2 separate regions of the Homo sapiens genome follow, and region 2 is linked to region 1. A link is a loop called in an ENCODE intact Hi-C map of the cell type or tissue named here. Cell type or tissue: CD4-positive, alpha-beta T cell. All regions are shown on one strand.

Region 1 (4,000 bases):
TCCAGAAGTGAGTGACCACCTTATCCTCTTCTACAGCCCCTGATCTGTGGGATCCCCTCTGGAAAAGGTGGGCCAAGGCAAGAGAGGAGAGTTCTCTCCACGGTAACAGCACCAGGCAACAGCTGTACAGGAAAGCTGCCTTTCCTTCCCTGCGGCCAAAGGCTCCAGGATGCGCAGACAAACCCTCCTCCTCCAGAGACCAGGGAACATGAAGCCAGAGCTCTGGTACCAGATGCCCTTGAGGATTTTTGGGAGAAGGGAGGGTGTTTTTTAACTGGGCAGGGAGCCCCATCTATCCTGGCCCCCAACTCCTCCTTACCTGAAGATTCTCTTCCTCCTTCACTAGTTCCTTGGGGGGGAACAGATCCTTGGCTTGGATGTACTCCAGGCTGGGGGGCCCCTCCTCACCCTGTAGGAAGGCCACAGTCCTAAGTCACCAAGCTCCACTTAGCCCATCAGGCTCATTCTGCTCCTCTCCCCACCAAGAAATCCACAGATACCCACACACACACACCTCTAAAGGTTCTGGTCACCAGAGAAGGGAAAAGAGATCTGACTTGGTTGGAGACAGGGAAGGGTGAAATGGAGAGCATATCAGCCTATTAAGCCTAAGGAAAGAGTGAGGCCCCAGGAGGAATTGGGAATCTGCACTCTTCAAAGAGGGACTCTCCTATAGAACCAACATTTCAAAAATGGAGGAGAGAAAACTAAGGAAAAGAAAGACTCTTTCCCTTAGACCCGCATAAGGGTAAGGCAGGAGTGGGGATGGGAAAGTGCTGTCCTGAGGAAAAGGAGCCAGGTATGGCAGCTGGTTTCAGAGAGAAGGGAAATCAGGCGCCTACAAGCCACTGAAGCTTCAATCTGGTGGGTGAAGGAGACAAAGAGGAGTGGGTGGGGGGATTCAGTCCCACGCCTCTAGAGGGCCTTCACCGACGCTTTCAAAAGGAAGACGTGTTTGAGAGCTGGGCTTATCTTCTTGTTAGACCCACATTGCTGACAAGCCCCCATTACCTGCCAAGTAACCTGCTCTGCCTGCTAATCAGAGGGGAATTCCTGAGGAATACCCACAGCAAGCAAAAGGAACTCCCCTCCCAACCACCAGGGAGGGGACCCGGGGGGATCCACGCGCCTGGGAGGAGCCAGGAGACCCAAGGACAGCCAGGGGAGAGAGAGAGAGGAGGCCCGGCAGACACCCACGGGGAAGGTGGGGGGACAGCTGAGAGGACAGATGGGGGAAGCTGGGAAGGAGCATCAGCCAGAGCGGGAGGAGGGGAGGACCGGGAATGATGCAGAGGTACGGAACCCTGCAGAGGCAGGGAAGATGGAGAAGAGAGGCTGTCTGGGGGACAGTCAAGGAGAAAAGGCTGGCATGCCAGGTGAGGGATGGAATGGTGGAAGAGGGAAGGGACTGGAGCCCCAAGCCAGCTCAAAGACATCCCGTGCTCCCCGACCAACCTCCTAACATCCCATTCAGCCTACTAGCCACATCCCACATCCCCAAGCAAGGATTCAGCGGGTGGGACCAAGAGGGAGAGGCGGAGGTAAAGGGATGTACCCCTGCAGGGCGGGGCCTAGAGATCTGCAGTCAAGGGCAGTGGCTGCGGGGCCAGGATGGACCACAGAATTTCCATTCCTGGCCTTCGACCATCTCCGGCACCCAAAGATTGAAGCAAGTCCAAGAAATAAAAGGGTTAACCCACCTTCCCTGCCCCCCAAACGTTCGGGGCCGGGCCAGGGGCCTCGGGAAGGGGGATGGGCTGAAATCGAGGGCTGACCCTGGGCGGGGCTGCGGGTGCCTCCTAGGCCCCCAAAGGCAGGGTGGGCACTTACGAAGCAGCTAAGCATGGAGCAGGAGACGCGGGCGGTCAGGCTCATGGTCGCGGGCGGTCTGGGCCAGCGCACATGTCCCCGGAGCCGCTGCGCTGCCCGCCAGCCCCGGGCGCCCGCCGCATCCCGGCTGCGGGGCTCGCCAGGTGCAGCCGCGGCGGCCAAGAGGCTAGGGCGCTGGTGGCCGGGCCTCCGCGCGGCTCCCGCGCGCCTCTCCCCTCCTCTCCACAATGGAGCGGGCCCAGCTCCGCCCTCCCGCACGAGTGCAGAAGGGAGGGGAGCCAGGCGAGGGGAGAGCCCGGGACCGCGGCGGGAAGGCGGAGGTAGAGGCGGGGCGGCTCCGCGGGCCCCGCCCACAAGCCCAGCCTCCTCCCTCCCCGCGGACCCTGGGCCTCGTAGGAGGGCGTACCCTACTCCAGGGACCTTTAGGAGCTTTCAGGAATCTGGGCTACGGGACCGCCCACATCTTCTCATTTCCCTTCTTCTAAGGTGAGCCACCCCATGCCCTCTTACAAACCCATCCCCGCGCCCCCTCCCCTAAGTTCCCCCGACGCCTGCTCTGGATCCCAAGGTGGAGCTCACCTACCCGCACCCCATTTGCTTCCTCCTTTCCCTCCAAAACCACTACCCACCATGCCCCTGCCCATCAGGGTCCTTCAATCCCGTGACTTCGTTAAACCTTTCTTTCCCCTTAGAATGGTGCCAGGTTAGTCATTCCACGCTCCTGGAAAGGGAAATGAGCTTTTTATTCCAACGCCCCTACCCAACCCTACTCCTTCAGCTCCATCTCTCCCTTGTTTCACATTCTGATCTCTGGGTAAGAAAGCCCTTCTTGGAGGAGAAAGGATTTCTTAGTCTGGGAAAGTGAAGAGCTAGAAGTATCGACCACAGAAGCTATACAAAAAAACGAAACTTGAAACCCAGGAGCAGCGGAGTAGAGAGAGTTGGGTAGAGGGCCAAGGAATAAGGACCAGGAATAAGGGGCTCAAAATGTCACCAAGAGTCACAGAGGGAGGTGGCTGGAACCCCAAACTTCCTGCACCTTGTAACTTTCAGACACCAGGGCTTTTGTCTTGTTTGGGGGAGAAGGGAGTAATAAAAGAAAACCTGACATTTTATTAAGCATCTACAATGAGCCAGGCAGTTTCTAACATTATCTCAGTAAAACTTTTCAAGCCCCAAGAAGTAAACCTTATCCTGTCTTACTCGTGAGACTCAAGCTTAGAGAGAAAGTATGTAATTTAACTAAGTGGTGGTGCTAGGATTTGAAATTAGATGAAGCTGACTGTGAAGCCCATGCTCTTTTCAGGGTAGCCCAGAAGAGAAAAAGAGGAGCTATCTGTTGGTGGGGGCCAAAACCAGCAGGCTTTCTGAGAAGAGACTGAACCAATAGTGCACACACCAAATCCACATGTCTATGGAAGGAAGGGAGGGAAGGAGGAAATCCTCTCATCTACTGAATTCTTTAACCTGCCCCTAAGCACAAGGGACACCTAAAAGACACCGAAGAGATACTACCAGGTTAAGGGCCTGGTCTGGGCCAGGGCCTACAGCTCTCTAGGCCTTTCCCATCTCACTGCCTCCTCCTAGCTCTTAGGAGTTAAGGGCTTCCCTGGACTTGGGGTGAGAGAAGGGCTGTTACAGTTAATGGAAAATTAATAGGATCATTGTAAACCACCTCTGGTGATATTCTGGGCACCCTGAAGATGCTATCCTGATAGATATTCAATCAGCTGTCACCTGTAGTGGCTTAACAGCAGCACCCTGGAACTAGAGAAGCCCCACAGTTTTGGTGGAGTCACTCCTGATATAGCATCCACAATATTCAAAGGACCCACCAGAAGTCCAAAGATCTTGAGATAAAGAAGGCCCAGCTTTTCAGACCAGAACACAGAGATTCTACCGGGGACCCAAGAAAAGCAAGAAGAGGGCTGTTATGAAGGGTTAATAGAACCAGTGGTGGGTAGGGAGTAGGAGGAAAGTGTGGGGCCTAGCACATGCAGAAAATGATTTCTAGAAGCTTCCAGTCCCAGTGCTGTATACTGGCTGATGTTTTGCAATCTAAAGAAACCCTAATTTATCTCCAGGGCAGATGAACATGTTTAGGAGCTGAACAGGGTAGCCTGGAGCTCAAGGTCTAGGACAGGTGGGGCAGCTTCACAGAGAAAGACAC
Region 2 (4,000 bases), 430 kb before region 1:
CGAGGCATTGTGGGAGGAAACAAGATGTGGGGCGAGAGCGGCGCGGGGAGAAGCCCGCAGTGCGGGGCCGGGCGGGCTCAGCCAATGGGGAGCGCGGACGGCGGCGCGCGCGGCGGGGGGGCGGGGGCGGGGCACTATTTCAGCGGGGGCCGCGCGTCGGCCGCGCTCAGCGGCAGAGCGGAGCGGAGCTGTGAGGCGCCAGTGCGGAGCGGGCGGGCGGGCGGGCGGCGTGAGGCGGAGCGCGGGCGGCCGGCGAAACTCCAAGGGCGGACCGCGGCAGGGAGCGATCGGCCTCGGGCTGCGGGAGCCGGAGACCGCGGCGGCGGCGGCTGCTGCAGCTGCAGGAGGAGCCCAGGGAACACCGCCCCTGCCTGTGCTCTGCCTCGGGCCATCGCTCCTCCCCAGGGCCCAGTGCGGACTCGCCTCCGTGAAGGTGAGCGGTGGGTGGGGGCGTCCCCCGGGTGGCGGGCCTGTGTCCGTCGCGTGCGACTCTACACGACCCGGCCCTCGCCGCGGTGGCCCTGCGGCCTCCTTAGCCGGCCCCAAGGCCTGGAACAGGGCTGGCCCCGCAGCCCTTGGCGTTGACGGTCCGGGCAGCGCAGCGCGCCCCCGCCGCCCCTCCCTCTCGGCGCAGCCCGGGCTGCGCCACCCTTTGCCCCGGCCACCCTCGTGGCGCTGCTGGAGGCCCGGGCTGCGGAGCTGCCGCTGCCCCCGCCCCCGGGAGTCTCTCTGCGCTGCGTGGAGGCCCCTGATGTCAGGGGCCGGGGAAGAGGGGGTGGAGAGGGCTCGGGCGTGACGCGGCTCCTCCTGCCGCCACCGCCACCCTCTGGGGCGTCCTTCCTGCAGCGAGGACGCCCAGTCACTCCGGCGCTGTTCCAGGCCGGGTGGGGGAGGGCGGCCGACCGGCCGGGGCCTGCGGACCTGGCCGGCGGCGCGGGCGGGAGGTCGGGGGGAAGGAGGATGCTTCCTCGTTCCCCAGGTGCTGCCCTTCGGGACCGCAGCGCTCTGGAGGATGGGATAGTGGAGGGATACGGCCCACTTGGAGAGCCCGAAGAGGGAAGTAGAAGTGTGTGTGTATTGGCGGGTGGGGATGGTGGTCCGTGTCATTCGGAGATTTAGCCTTTTTTTTTGGTTGCAAAACCAGGAATAGAGGATGGGAGCTGTCCTGGGGTGCCCTTTGTGCTTTTCACAGGAGCCTTGGCTCGTGACTGAGGCTGCTGGCCTGGGGCCCTCTGGCCATCTTCCTCCTATCTGGAGGCCCAGGTCCCTTGCTTTTTCCCAAGGAGGGAGGGGCTAGGCTGGACACCTTCCTGTGCTTTGCTTACCGGCACCTTGGACAGGGGTGGTAGGGGTTGGGCTTCACCTCTCTCAGATGCCTGGGGGGCCATTGTAGTCGTAAGACCAATATTATGTAACCGCAGGCTCTTTCCTGGAGAGTAAGGTGGCTTTTAATTACTGTAACAAAGTTGCTCCTTTGGACTTTGGGAATGAGGCAGTGGAGCAGGTGAGCTTGCAGGCAAAATGGTGCCAATTTCATACTTTCACTTTGCTGTCTAACCAGGCCCCACCCCCACCCCTGGGTTTGTAAACAGTGCCCCCTTCTGAGTGGTAACCTGGAATAGGCCACCAGGTGACACTAGTTTTTCTTCACTTATACAGAGCCTTATAATGTAAGAACCTTTCTCCCTGTGCTGCTGTTGTACCTTTGCTCAGACCCATTTGAGTTTACCCCATTTATCTCATTTCAACCATTAGTATTTAAAATGAAGATGTTGATTTGCCCAAGGTCACGTAACTAGTCATTCCTTGAACAGGGTTCTCCGAATCTTTCCTCAGCACCACATGGTGCTCACAGACTCCAGTTGAGGCTCTGACTTTTCCTCTCCAGAATGTGGGGGCAGAGGGTGCTGGTCTACTACCTCTTTGCTCTGCCAGTTTCTGCCGAAGTGGAACCAGCCCTGCTTAGTTTGGCAGTGCTATCTAGATGAAGGGGCCTTGGATGCGGTCAAGGGCTGCCTGGCTGGCAGCTGGCATGTGTGCATTCTCTGCATGTGGTGCAGGCTGAAATGGTGGTGGTGAGTTCTGTTTTCCCTTTCAGCCATCTAGCCCACAGGCTATTGTGAACTCCGAGATCAAGGTGGCCTGGAATGATACCAAGGATATGTCCTTGAGCAGGCAGCCTCCTGTGTAGCCTTCCATCAGATAGAGCTGGAATGACAGCATCTCTTGTCCATTGGGCTGGGCCACAGAGGGGTGCTTTTAGGGGTGGGATGATGGGGGAGATAGTTACTGCTCCATGTGTTGGGACTGTGGTCAAGGACAAAGGGCTCATCCCCTCTGTTCCTGCATAGTACCTCACATGTTGCCACCTGTCAGGCACGTCCTGAGATTCCGCTCGTCCCAAGAAGGGTCCATGCAGGGTCTGCCTGGAACCTGTGGTTGCTATGGCATGAATGGCATGGCCTTGATAGCAGGGATATGAAACAAGGCTATTAAAATCTTTACCTTTCTTAGGCACCTTTTTAAAATGCTTTATCTCCAGGTTTTTCCCAAGCCTCTGTTTTTTTAGGGGAAGGAAGGCTTCAGCATTCCTTTGAGGAAAATAAGATATTGTCTCCTAACATAATACCTTTCACATCACCTAATAGGTCAGTACTTTTTGAATGAATGAATAAGTTTGACATGAGGAAGCAACGCACCAAAGAGATGAGAAATCAGTGTTGAAGCTGGGTCCAAAATCTAGGGCTTTCAAAAATTATATTGGGCTTTAAAGAATGAACATTGTACTGAGGAGAGTGGGGAAGCAGAGGGGAGGATGGGACAGAGAGAGACATGTCCTGTGTGACCGACCAGCCAAGTCTGAGGTTGCCTTCCCACCCTCTCTACCTCTTACGGGCATCTCAGCCTGGAGTACTTGAGAGAAGGCATAATTATCATTATCTCTGCCCCACTGGACATTGGTGGCCTGGAATAGGGCCTGTATAGGGCAGGGGTTGGCAGCATTTTTCTGTGAAGGGCCAGATAGGAAATATTTTTGGCTTTGCAGGCCAAATAGTTTCTTGGAAGTACTCAACTCTGCTATCGTAGCATGTTCCTGCAACACTTTATTTTACAAAAACAGGTGGTAGGCTGGATCTGGCTGATGGACAGTCCCTTGTAGACTGTCCTTGTGTGCAGATGCTCTCATATAACTTCAGTTAATCTTTACAACAACTCGCGATAGAGAGCTATCCTCACCTGCTAAAATGAAAATAATCAAATGTAGGAAGGCCAAGTGACTTGTCTAAGACCACGAGAGATAAACTCAGGACCAGGAGTCAGGCCTACTGAGTCCTAGTCCAGCTTCTTTCTGCTATGATGCCAATGATGTAATGAATGGTCATTAAATCAGGGACTTAATTCTGTTCAAATGTTAGGACACCTGGTTTATTCTCAGGACAACCCTTAGTCCCCATTTTACAGATAATGACATAAAAACACAAGGATTAAGTAACTTGCCCAACGACACAGCTAGTAGATGTACACTGTAATATAATCTTGACTATTGGTGCTCTTCAGAATATCGGAAGTAAATTTTAGAGTTGGAAAATCTCATTTTACTTATGATAAAAACTGATGAGTTATTATGTCCTATTGGCCCTGTATTTCCCAGGGTGGGAACAATGTCTCTGCCAAAGCTTAGGGGCTCCCTCTCCTAATGCTTCACATCCGTGTTTTCTGTTGCCCTCACCTTCTATACTCCCCTCTTGCACTGAGACCCCACACCCAGCAGCTAATGTTCACTGCCCAGAGCAAGGAGTTGTCAGCCTTACCTCTCTGCTCCTTCTGTAGTGTCACACCATGTCTGACCGGAAGGCAGTGATCAAGAACGCAGACATGTCTGAGGACATGCAACAGGATGCCGTTGACTGCGCCACGCAGGCCATGGAGAAGTACAATATAGAGAAGGACATTGCTGCCTATATCAAGAAGGTGTGCTGGGAGAGCTGGGACTGATGGC

Evidence for each region. A loop is a pair of places that touch in the nucleus more often than their neighbours do. Peaks named below come from ENCODE experiments on the same cell type or tissue, not always from the same donor. Only the 100,000 strongest peaks of a DNase experiment are listed, where the experiment ranks them.
Region 2: it touches region 1 in a loop (4-fold over the local background); 6 of 110 quality-filtered maps call a loop at or near these places.

The regions. Positions count from the first base shown.
Region 1 is chr17:58,512,533-58,516,532 of GRCh38, forward strand. MTMR4 (myotubularin related protein 4) reads right to left here and starts at 2,106. Exons shown (of 18, transcript NM_001378067.1): 1 at 1,831-2,106; 2 at 320-409. The coding sequence starts at 1,875. RefSeq lists an enhancer at 910-969 and a silencer at 1,830-2,289. In CD4-positive, alpha-beta T cell, no CTCF peak of the experiment used is centred here; DNase peaks (open chromatin) are centred at 1,099, 1,519 and 2,099; H3K4me3 peaks cover 1,578 bases.
Region 2 is chr17:58,083,251-58,087,250 of GRCh38, forward strand. DYNLL2 (dynein light chain LC8-type 2) reads left to right here and starts at 169. Exons shown (of 3, transcript NM_080677.3): 1 at 169-433; 2 at 3,832-3,972. The coding sequence starts at 3,841. RefSeq lists an enhancer at 1-192 and silencers at 1-258, 269-328, 369-788, 829-958. In CD4-positive, alpha-beta T cell, CTCF peaks have their summits at 1,633 and 1,838; DNase peaks (open chromatin) are centred at 51, 771 and 1,581; H3K4me3 peaks cover 1,999 bases.